Regions from separate parts of the Homo sapiens genome. Here region 2 is linked to region 1. A link is a contact called in ENCODE Hi-C or POLR2A ChIA-PET data. All regions are on one chromosome and are shown on one strand. The core of a region is the stretch at or near the end of the contact, and the rest is flanking DNA. Distances in the headings are between cores, read along the strand shown. Region 1 holds the start of AKAP5 (A-kinase anchoring protein 5). Region 2 holds the start of HSPA2-AS1 (HSPA2 and ZBTB1 antisense RNA 1).

Region 1 (6,254 bases), core at 2,313-4,812:
TGGAATGGGATTTGCTGGGAATTCATTTTGTAGACAAGGGAAGGATGCAGTCTTGTCAGATATGGTGACTTAAGGATCATCTTAAAGGATTTAGGTTTCCTAATATCGCCAACAGCCACATGGGTTTAAATCCTCAATACTGGTAGGGGCTGGGCATGGTAGCTCACACCTGTAATCCCACCACACTCAGCTGAGTTTTGAAGTTCTGTTTTTTGTAGAGATGGGGTCTCACTGTCTTGTCCAGGCTGCTGAGGCAGGAGGATCACTTGAGCCCAGGAGTTCAAGACTAACCTGGACAAGACAGACCCCATCTCTACAAAAAACAAAACCCCAAAACTCAGCTGAGTGTGTGGTGCACGCTTGTAGTCCTAGCTCCTTGGGAGTCTGATGTGAGAGGTTTGCTTGAGCCTAGGAGTTCGAGGCCGCAGTGAGCTATGACTGAGCCACCGCATTCCAGCCTGAGCAACAGAGCAAGACCCTGTGTCAAAATAAAAAAGACCTATAGAAGCATTAGTGCTTGGGGTAACTATTAGCATGTGCTGGCAGAGAAGGTCTAGTGCCTTTACCTTGGTGCTAAGAGTCCCTCCAGATTAGTGGCTTTCCCGTGCCCTTTCTCTTCTCTGGGCTGCTAATGCCTTCCTTCCCCTTATTAGTAATATTACTGATAAACAAATTGTACATTCTCTGATCTCACTTCAGAGGCTGTTTCTGTGCACTGAAGATGTACACACAGTCTTAATTCAAAAGAGATAGCATTTATGTGCTGCCACATTAAACAGATTGCAACAGTATTACTATTGAGTTTGTGTTGGCTCTGTGCAACCCTCATGGTGCCCAGGAACAGATGAAACCACCAGAGACTTGGAGCCTCAGGTTCATTCAATGGTGTCCCAGGGAACGGGGTTGGAGGGCTTATTCCCAGAAGGCCTCTGAAATGTAAGAGCTATTAACAAGGAGTTATAAGTCATTTTTGGTAGCTATAGGCCCAGGCAATGGGTAGAGATCAAGATGGGATAAATGGTAAGATCAGTAGAGTATTGCTCAGATAAATATGTAAGCTATTTTACTGGCACACTGTATCTAGTGATATTAACATGATAAGCTATAGGTAGGATAATTTCTCATCAGATTGCAGAAATACATTTATAGCCTATTTCCTGTTATATAATGAAAAGCTACTAATGGGGTAGTAGACAATGATATGGGTAATAGCTTAAACAGCCTTCGTTGTCACTTACCTGAATTCAGGAATGACAGGTTTCTTTCATGCATGAGGTACTGGATACATTAAACACACACACACACACACACACACACACACACATATGGCATTGAGTTCTAGTCATATCCTAAAGAAAAACTATGGTGCGCTATGTTATTTATAGTACTATACTCTGTGTGAGTGACTCTGTGTGTATGTGTGTTGGTGGAGGTCAGGGATGACTTGTTTGTAATATACCTTAAGGAAGTCTGTCCGAATTTGCCCTTCAAATACTAAATAAATTCATCTCTCACCTCAAACTGCCTTTCAGTTCCCTTTTACTAATTTTGTTTAAAAGAAAGGCAAGTGAAGGCCAGGCATGGGGGCTCACACCTGTAATCCTAGCACTGTAGGAGGTCAAGGCAGGAGGATCACTTGAGCTCAGGAGTTCAAGACCAGCCTGGGCAACATAGGGAGACGCCATCTCTACAAAAAAAAAAAAAAGAAGAAGAACCTGGGCATGTGGTCGCATACCTGTGGTCCCAGCTGCATGGGAGGCTGAGGTGGGAGGATTGCTTGAGCCAGGGATTGTACCACTGCACTCCAGCCTGAGCAAGACCCTGTCTCAAATAAAAATAAAAATAAGACAGCTATTTTACCCTGTCTTCACCTAAATAAGCTCATCTTATTTTTTGCCTGAAACTCTTGCAAACTCCCAGGTCTGCTAGTTTTGAGAAACCTTGGATCTCAATAAGGAATAGTTCTCAATTGCTTATAAGCATAATGGATTTCTTTTGGCTTAAAGTTCAAAACTGGCAACAAGCAGCGCTAGCAACCCATAGAGAGATACGCAGACCATTTCGATAGACGTGTTTGCTGAGTGAACAAGGCTGACTGAATTTTTTTTTTTTTTTGAGGCAGGGTCTCACTTTGTTGCCCAGGCTGGCGTGCAGTGGTGCAGTAGTGGCTCACAGCAGCCTTGACCTTCTGGGCCCAAGTGATCCTCCCTTCTCAGCCTCCTGAGCTCCTGAGTAACTGGGACCATACGTGCACCACCATGCCCAGCTAATTTTTTAGATTTTTTTGTCTCCCTATGTTGCCCAGGCTGGTCTCAAACTCTTGGACTCAAGCCATCCTCCTGCCTTGGCCTCCCAAAGTGCTGGGATTACAGGTGTGAGCTACTGCGCCCATCCCTGAATTCTTAATTACAACTAAACTAGATGCTTATGGATTTTCCTGTTTTACAACTCTTGCCTCTTTTATCTGTAATTTTAAGATCTTGACAGCTTATATTTGGCTTTGCTTTTGTGTCTCAAGAGTTCTTTCCTTGATAAGCCTCTGTGGAAACTACAGAATCTTACAAATATAAAACATTTCCGGAAAAAATACAAAAATGGACACCTGACATTTACACTCCCTAAGGTCGTGATCCTGTTGAAGAAAGGAGATGAACGCGGCTGCTTTTCAGTAGTTCTTCACTTCACCTTACCAGGTTCTTCATCTGGATGCTATGCTATGGGGGCCAGAGGAGGAGGCTGGGATTGTGATGGATCCTACTAGATTTTACAGCTGGAGCTCCCAGGAATGCCCTCATAGGGAATGTCCTGAAGGGAATCATGGGTAACTTGTAAGCTACCTCAACTTATTTTTGGAACTATGTAAGGTATAAGATGGATGGAGCTGGGTTCCTGTGCCTTTCTCACCTTGTCCGCATAGAGATGCAGCTGCTCCTGCAGGCCAAAGTTCTGCACCAATCACCTCCACCTGCTTCCCACTGGGAGACAAAGGTTTGAAAGCCTGTTTGGCGATGAACCACGATGATCTGACACTCAAGCCACTCCTGAGAAAGTCGGGTTTCTTTCTGTTTCCATTTATATATGTAATTTTCGCTTCAAACAAACATGACCTCGCTATTCTATGCACAGTTTTGAATCCTGCTTTTAAAATGCGATGTCTGCCTTGTCTTTAAATATTCTGAGGGGGAGGAGAGGAGATGTGTAATGCGACTGTCTATAATTTGAAACCGGACCTCACTATTTAGCGTCTCAGAAAACGCGGGGTTCATTGCCCTGGTCCCCCCCGCCTTCCCCCGCCCCCCGAACCTTCCGGCTGGCTCTCTTGCGGTCCCCGCCTCGGCGCTGATGTGGTCTGGCAGTGGAGATTGGCGCCCGGGCGGAGCACGATGGGCTTCCCCGCGGCAGGCAGGCAGGCTGCTGCTGCAGGTGGGTCCCGGCGCCCGCGCCGCCCCGCGCCTCCGGCGGTCGCCCCGCCCCTGCCCGCCCGCTCCGCTCCGCTCGCATTGGCGCTGCCTGCTGTCTGTCCCCGCGCGGTGGGGAGGGGGCGCACCCGGCGGCGGGCTCTGCAGAGGGCGCCTTGCTCCGGGTGCGACCGCGGCTCCCTGGAGGCCTGGGCGGCGGGCCCCGCGAGCGCGCCGCCACCTCGGGAGCAGTGTTGGCCAAGGACCCCGACGCCCTACGTAAGTAAAGGCAGGGCGGGGAGCCTGCGGGGGAGGAGGGTCGGGGGCAATGTCCGGTCCGCGGACCGCGGAGTGGGCAAGAGGTGCCCACTGGATACGGGGTATCCGAGCCCTCTGAGGTGCTGGGAGTAAGAACGCGGGAGGTCGCTTGTCCGCTGGAATCCGCGGCCAGGGCGACCCTCATCAGGTCTGCCCACCTATCCCCTTCGCGTTACAGCTTGTCTTAGAAGCATGGGTTGCCGGTGGCTTTTTTCCTTCTTTATCCCTCTTTGAGAAATGTGATTTTGGGTTTCTGGCCATTACATTATAATTCTGCAGACAGCCTGAAGCTGGGTTATCTGTTCCACGCCCCCGGCATTTTCCTTTTTGAGTACTTTATCCTGCGCTCTGTCTCCTGCCATAAGGGGCGTCAAGCCAGAATTCGAGATTCCTTCCTCCAGGAGGAAGCTTCGTGGTCCGTATCTGGTGCTGGGAAAGATGCATTGCTTTCCTCGGGTACTGGCTGCTCAAGGGAAAAAGGAAAGGGGGTGTTTTCTGTGACATGAGACTTGCAATTCCATCAGGAAATGAGCACAGGGACTTTAAGATTTCCTGAGGCGATAAAGCTACCCTTGCTGGTTAAGAGCGAATCATTTGCAGTCTGACATTCTGCAAAGTTTTATTGTCTACAGACTGCATTATTTTCCCTCGTTAGTTAAGTTTCTGTTTGGGTATTCGTTTTATTTCTAGTATGTGAGATACATTCAAGTGAGCTTCTCAAACGATTGTCTTTGCGCAATCCAGGTTAGTTTCCAATGACAGACTCCTAAACATCTCATTTCAATATTTCTATTATGTGGTAATACAGCCTCTGCTTAACAAAAATGCTCAGGTGCTGAAAACTCACAAGAGGTGAGAAGATTTAAACAGTTATCAGCTTAGGTTCTAGTGCTCACTGAAACATTGTGAGGAGAAACACTGTCAAATGTTCATATTTTAGTTCCGTCATTGTTCTAGAATGACTTTATCTTTCTGTTAGAGGCACACAGTATGAAACACCCAACCTAAGATAATATTTACTTAGATCATAAACTGATTTTCAGGGTTCCAGTTCCTTCTACAGTTCATAAAATTATGGGTTACCCAAATGAAACTTCAGTGAAGGATTTACATAAAAACAATATAAAGAATGAGTCCCTTTGCTTATTTTAGGGCATCCACCCACTAAAATTCATAGGATCTTTGTTGGATAATCACCTCCCATTTCCATTCTTTGGTGCCATCATACCATTCTAAGGATTAAATTTTCAATACACCTTTATATTATCTAAGTTTGCCAATTGCATAGTTTGCCAACTTATTTTTGGCTTTTAAATTAGTTCCTGAACCAAAAAAATAAAATATAAAGAATTTCAAAAGCTTGGTTTTCAAATGACAAGAACTCAGTCTACTCGTGGTTCAATTATGAGTTGATAAGTGCCTTATGGTTAAATGACCATTAATCAATTTTTTAATTTTTTTACTAATGAAACACTGCAGATTAGTATCCCCAAACAATTCATTTTCTGACGAAACTCTTAAAGCCCAGTTTCAGAACATAAGCTTTAAGCAACAAGCAATCTTGTGTTAATCTGAGCTCTGTTACAGCTCTGCCGTAATCTCAGCCAAATTGCTTCATCTGTACGTGGTGATACCACCATCTTTGTAATATTGTGGTGAGGATTAGAGATGTATGTAAAAGTGCATGCACTGCCTAATACCCAAGAATTGCTCAATAAATGTCAGCTATTACTACTCTTACTGACTTCCAACTATGTGCAGATTATGGTGGAAACATGTGATACAGCAGATACAGTACTTAAATGAAAATGTCAAAATTGTACAACTAATTTAAGAGTGGGAAATGACAGTAATGCTAAATTTTCCTAAGAATATGTATGAAAAATAGCACTTCCTTGATGGAACATACATTTTTAGAACAGAAACCTTATGTTATAATGGTAAAACTAGAGAGTCAAAGTCTCTAGTTCTAACTCTGGCTATGACCTTATCTAGTTGCATGGCTTTTGACAAGACAACTGCTCCCCTCTGGAGTTCAGTTTTGTCATCTGGCTGGATTTGAGTAATCTCAAATAATCTCTAAAGTCCTTTGCAGCTTTAAAATTATCTATTGAGTGTGATAAAGATTACATCAGCTTGCTTTTCATCCTGCACTTCATTTTTGGTTCTTGTTGTTTGCTTAACTTGCACTTTAGAGTCATAAGCAATTCACACAGACAACACAACTAAAGAACTGATAATATCAGACTTGCAGGGTAATCCAAAATGAAGTTTCAACAAGGAGGATAAAACAAAATAGAATCACACTGAACTCTTTAATAGGGCCAAAGTAAACCCCAATGTTTATTCTCCAGTCATTTCATTAAGTTATTATATGGAAAATATGCCTGGTAGAATCTTATACATTCACTGAAATAGTCTCCACAGAAAATAATAGGCTCATAGTGAAATAAAATACCACTTTCTTTTCTCTCATCAGGTTGATCTTTAAATAAAGCAAAAATTTATCCAAAGAAGGGCTTTCATCAAGAAATTAAA
Region 2 (5,951 bases), core at 83-2,582, 75 kb after region 1:
CAGCAAGTGATCCACCTACCGCGGCCTTTCAAAGTGCTGAAACTACAGGCATGAGCCTCCACACCCGTCCAGGAGCCCATTTATATGGGAGCCTGCTTCTAAAGATTATTACCTGGTGCCAGGGTATTTTCCAGACCTGTCCTCACATTCCTGTTAAACAGGAGGAAGTGAATCGCGCTCCTTTTCATCTACCTTCTCGGAGGGTTTATGCCTCCAATATTAACCTCAGCACAGCCAAAGAAAATCATTCCATTCCATTGAGCGGAGTCAGAAACATGACTAGGTCACGATCACAACCCCGTGTGTGCCAGGGTGACCGAGACTGGGTGACTTTATGGTGTTTCAACGTGTGGGTTTTGACTGATTATATTATGGGTTTTCCAGTCAAAAACTCAAAGCAGTGGATAAAGCACTTGCGACCTAAAATAAGCAATGGAATGAACAGGAAGGCGAAACCAGAGTTTAAAGCGGCAGGACAAACAGGAAAAAGGAAGAGTGAGGCAGGAAGGGTTTAAATGCAGGCTCCTCGGAGGACAAGTCGCCGCCACACCCCTGTCTGCCGTCCCGCCAGCCGCCCTCACGCGGCGCGGGAAAACGGTCGGCCTCGCCCTGGGCTCAGGTTCTCTCCGCCCGCCAGGCAGTGGGGTTTTTTTTTGTTTTTTTTGAGACGGAGTCTCGCTCAGTCGCCCAGGCTGGAGTGTAGTGGCGTGATCTCGGCTCACTGCAACCTCCACCTCCCGGGTTCAAGCGATTCTCCTGCCTCAGCCTCCCGAGTAGCTGAGACTACAGGCACGCGCCACCACGCCCAGCTAATTTTTGTATCTTTAGTAGAGACGGGCTTTCACCATGTTGGCCAGGATGGTCTCGATGTCTTAACGTCGTGATCCGGCCGCCTCGGCCTCCCAAGTGCTGGGATTACAGGCGTTAGCCACTGCGCCCGGCCCCAGCCAGGCAGTTTTAATCGAGCGCTCACAACCACTGAGACGCAGTGAAGCACCCACCATAAAATCCCAGGAGGCCGACCGCCGGTTCAGACTTTTTCTTTTCTTTAATCCCCGTCCAAGGGATCCGCCCTCACCCCCCACCCCAGCCACCCCAATTCCCTATTCCCTCCCCTTGGACGGCGCCGGGGAAAACAAGCTGCTCGAGCTTTATTTCTTCGGTGCAACCAACTCAGAATGAATTCCTCCGCCCCTGCGTGCTCAGTGAGTCGGCACCCTAGCAGTGAACTGCATTTAAAACCTCAGGAATTGAGCGAACTCTCCCAGTGGCTCTCCTCACCGGGATCCCCTTCCACGCCTCCTCCCCGTGCCGCGCCTCAGTCCGCACTGCTCATTGGCCGCGTGCCCTGCCAATCCGATGCACGTCGGCTAGGGCAAAGACCGCGAAAAAGCGCGTACACCTGGCTCTGGGAGCGCGCGCCTAACGCCAGCCAGCAGCAGGAGGCGCGCGAGGCACCACGGCCTGGCGGCCGAGAGTCAGGGAGGAACCTCATTTACATAACGGCCGCCCCTCTGTCTCCTGGCGGGGGCCGGAGTCCCGCCCCTCGTCCAACTTGAAATCTGTTGGGTCACGGGCCAGTCACTCCGACCTAGGCAAGCCTGTGGTGGAGCTGGAAGAGTTTGTGAGGGCGGTCCCGGGAGCGGATTGGGTCTGGGAGTTCCCAGAGGCGGCTATAAGAACCGGGAACTGGGCGCGGGGAGCTGAGTTGCTGGTAGTGCCCGTGGTGCTTGGTTCGAGGTGGCCGTTAGTTGACTCCGCGGAGTTCATCTCCCTGGTTTTCCCGTCCTAACGTCGCTCGCCTTTCAGTCAGGATGTCTGCCCGTGGCCCGGCTATCGGCATCGACCTGGGCACCACCTATTCGTGCGTCGGGGTCTTCCAACATGGCAAGGTGGAGATCATCGCCAACGACCAGGGCAATCGCACCACCCCCAGCTACGTGGCCTTCACGGACACCGAGCGCCTCATCGGCGACGCCGCCAAGAACCAGGTGGCCATGAACCCCACCAACACCATCTTCGACGCCAAGAGGCTGATTGGACGGAAATTCGAGGATGCCACAGTGCAGTCGGATATGAAACACTGGCCGTTCCGGGTGGTGAGCGAGGGAGGCAAGCCCAAAGTGCAAGTAGAGTACAAGGGGGAGACCAAGACCTTCTTCCCAGAGGAGATATCCTCCATGGTCCTCACGAAGATGAAGGAGATCGCGGAAGCCTACCTGGGGGGCAAGGTGCACAGCGCGGTCATAACGGTCCCGGCCTATTTCAACGACTCGCAGCGCCAGGCCACCAAGGACGCAGGCACCATCACGGGGCTCAATGTGCTGCGCATCATCAACGAGCCCACGGCGGCGGCCATCGCCTACGGCCTGGACAAGAAGGGCTGCGCGGGCGGCGAGAAGAACGTGCTCATCTTTGACCTGGGCGGTGGCACTTTCGACGTGTCCATCCTGACCATCGAGGATGGCATCTTCGAGGTGAAGTCCACGGCCGGCGACACCCACCTGGGCGGTGAGGACTTCGACAACCGCATGGTGAGCCACCTGGCGGAGGAGTTCAAGCGCAAGCACAAGAAGGACATTGGGCCCAACAAGCGCGCCGTGAGGCGGCTGCGCACCGCTTGCGAGCGCGCCAAGCGCACCCTGAGCTCGTCCACGCAGGCGAGCATCGAGATCGACTCGCTCTACGAGGGCGTGGACTTCTATACGTCCATCACGCGCGCCCGCTTCGAGGAGCTCAATGCCGACCTCTTTCGCGGGACCCTGGAGCCGGTGGAGAAGGCGCTGCGCGACGCCAAGCTGGACAAGGGCCAGATCCAGGAGATCGTGCTGGTGGGCGGCTCCACTCGTATCCCCAAGATCCAGAAGCTGCTGCAGGATTTCTTCAACGGCAAGGAGCTGAACAAGAGCATCAACCCCGACGAGGCGGTGGCCTATGGCGCCGCGGTGCAGGCGGCCATCCTCATCGGCGACAAATCAGAGAATGTGCAGGACCTGCTGCTACTCGACGTGACCCCGTTGTCGCTGGGCATCGAGACAGCTGGCGGTGTCATGACCCCACTCATCAAGAGGAACACCACGATCCCCACCAAGCAGACGCAGACCTTCACCACCTACTCGGACAACCAGAGCAGCGTACTGGTGCAGGTATACGAGGGCGAACGGGCCATGACCAAGGACAATAACCTGCTGGGCAAGTTCGACCTGACCGGGATTCCCCCTGCGCCTCGCGGGGTCCCCCAAATCGAGGTTACCTTCGACATTGACGCCAATGGCATCCTTAACGTTACCGCCGCCGACAAGAGCACCGGTAAGGAAAACAAAATCACCATCACCAATGACAAAGGTCGTCTGAGCAAGGACGACATTGACCGGATGGTGCAGGAGGCGGAGCGGTACAAATCGGAAGATGAGGCGAATCGCGACCGAGTCGCGGCCAAAAACGCCCTGGAGTCCTATACCTACAACATCAAGCAGACGGTGGAAGACGAGAAACTGAGGGGCAAGATTAGCGAGCAGGACAAAAACAAGATCCTCGACAAGTGTCAGGAGGTGATCAACTGGCTCGACCGAAACCAGATGGCAGAGAAAGATGAGTATGAACACAAGCAGAAAGAGCTCGAAAGAGTTTGCAACCCCATCATCAGCAAACTTTACCAAGGTGGTCCTGGCGGCGGCAGCGGCGGCGGCGGTTCAGGAGCCTCCGGGGGACCCACCATCGAAGAAGTGGACTAAGCTTGCACTCAAGTCAGCGTAAACCTCTTTGCCTTTCTCTCTCTCTCTTTTTTTTTGTTTGTTTCTTTGAAATGTCCTTGTGCCAAGTACGAGATCTATTGTTGGAAGTCTTTGGTATATGCAAATGAAAGGAGAGGTGCAACAACTTAGTTTAATTATAAAAGTTCCAAAGTTTGTTTTTTAAAAACATTATTCGAGGTTTCTCTTTAATGCATTTTGCGTGTTTGCTGACTTGAGCATTTTTGATTAGTTCGTGCATGGAGATTTGTTTGAGATGAGAAACCTTAAGTTTGCACACCTGTTCTGTAGAAGCTTGGAAACAGTAAAATATATAGGAGCTTAAATTGTTTATTTTTATGTACTACTTTAAAACTAAACTGAACATTGCAGTAATGTTAAGGACAGGTATACTTTTTGCAAACAAATGCATAAATGCAAATGTAAAGTAAAGCTGAAATTGATCTCAAAGTTACTGTCTTGGAGTTTTCAATTTTCCTTCCTTTATATTTTACCCATATTCGTCTTTTAAGATGTTAGTATGATGTGAAATTTATCTAACCAATCTTGTTTAATTCCCAGATGAGGGTGCTGCCTTGAATTCCAACAACTTAAGGGGAGAAGAATCTGGGTAAACTTCACCCACCCTTAAATACAGAAACCTGACTTGGGGTCTTCCTAGTGTACTCACACTCCTACAACTTAAGTGTCCAAATGAAAATTCACCTGAATATTCCAGGAAAATATGAGCTATATTCTGGGGTTAAATGTAAAATGAGCCTTTAACAAAAGCTGGGCAGAAGTTGTCTTATAATTGCCAAAGGAAATATGGAAACAAATTAATTTTGTGACATACAGGAGCCTGAAACAAGAGACAGCAGGCAAGCTTTCAAGTGACTTAATAGTGAGTATAAATTTAGTCAAACTTGTTTAATTTTCTAGTAAAACAGCTCAACTTCTGAGCTTATGGCAAATTCTAATAACATGTTTCCCGCAGTTAGAATTACTTGGGTAGGGAAACATAATTATTATTATTTTTTTCTGGTTTGGGGATCATAACGTTTTTGCAATACTTGCCTTAAATCACTACGATAGATTTCTTTTTTAAAAGGCAAACTGTACTAGATAGTCTTGTATTTTGTTAATATACAACTTGTCCATTTTCCTCCATATCCAATTTGAGATTGTTATAGATAAGAATATTGCAACCCTTTGGTGATCCACTATCCTGGACTTAATCTTTAAAATTCACATCCTTCAGAGAAAGGAATTCATTTTTATTTTTTAGTGAAATGACATGACTACTCTTTTCTTACTCTCTTTAAGGAGAACTTGAGAGAAATTCAGTAAAACCAATAGGAAAATGCATAGTTAACCTAATGTTTTTACTGCACATAGACGTTTTGATATCTTTCCACATGATGCAGGTTTGCTTCATGCTGCTCATAAGACAATAGTTATGAAAGCTTTATCTTCAATTTAGTAGTGGACCCATCTGTGTCATTCAGAGAGATTAATTTTATGAATAATGGAATGAGTAATAATTTTAAAACTAGCTAAGAAGTTAGCCTAAGAATACTGGCCTTTGGTAATGACCCTTTCATACAAGAGTTGACTCTTAAGTACACATAAGGTGTTTTTTTTTTTTTCCTTTTTAGCAAGCCTCATTTGGGTAGGGGGGAGGAAGATAAATAGCCAACAGTGAAATTGCTTCAACATAAAAACCTTTTTTTTTTTTTAAAGGAAACTGCTTTTTATACTCTGAAAAGCTAAAGATAACTCCAATTTATCAGTGCTGGTGTCACATTGGTGGAAATTTTTCAGCAATGAGCATTTAAGGGTGTTTCATGGACTACAGGCATAAATATGTGACAAACTACTATGGTACTACAAAATCAGGTTAATTGTAGCTTTAGAGTGACGTTTACTGTGAGTTTTACCAAGATAATACCCATTCTGTTACCCTTTTATTAGTCCTTTATTTGTTGAAAGTGTTCATTCCTTGCTCTAACTTCAAAATATAATGGAGTCCTTCTGTAAATGCAGTTTGGTATGACTCATTTTAGACCTCACTTAAGAGATTAGTTTCTAAAGTATCAGAAAATGACCATTGGTAGTTTTTGATCCTACGGCCTGACCTCCGGTAGCTTGCTATAATACTAACATCAATCTGGGCAGATACTTCATTTTCTATTTTGAAAAGTAATTTGTAAAACTCAA

The links. Hi-C counts contacts between places; a loop is a spot of excess contacts on that map. ChIA-PET counts read pairs that join two places held with the same protein, here RNA polymerase II (POLR2A). Pooled maps may share reads with other maps.
Region 2: a loop to region 1 is called in a pooled map, with 5 times the contacts of the local background. The contact joins the promoter of HSPA2-AS1 here to the promoter of AKAP5 in region 1. A Hi-C loop is called at or near these places in 8 of 50 pooled maps. POLR2A ChIA-PET finds 5 or more read pairs at or near these places in 8 of 52 experiments (A673, CD8-positive, alpha-beta memory T cell, HEK293 and 3 more).

The regions. Positions count from the first base shown.
Region 1 is chr14:64,461,937-64,468,190 of GRCh38, forward strand. AKAP5 (A-kinase anchoring protein 5) reads left to right here and starts at 3,563. Exons shown (of 2, transcript NM_004857.3): 1 at 3,563-3,677; 2 at 6,196-6,254. It also overlaps a transcript of ZBTB25 not described here. RefSeq lists silencers at 3,358-3,757, 3,768-3,837.
Region 2 is chr14:64,539,036-64,544,986 of GRCh38, forward strand. It overlaps HSPA2-AS1 (HSPA2 and ZBTB1 antisense RNA 1), which reads right to left and starts at 1,333. Exons shown (of 4, transcript NR_110550.1): 1 at 1,282-1,333. It overlaps HSPA2 (heat shock protein family A (Hsp70) member 2), which reads left to right and starts at 1,706. Exons shown (of 1, transcript NM_021979.4): 1 at 1,706-4,202. The coding sequence starts at 1,815. The coding sequence ends at 3,734. RefSeq lists a silencer at 1,481-1,570 and an enhancer at 1,741-1,850.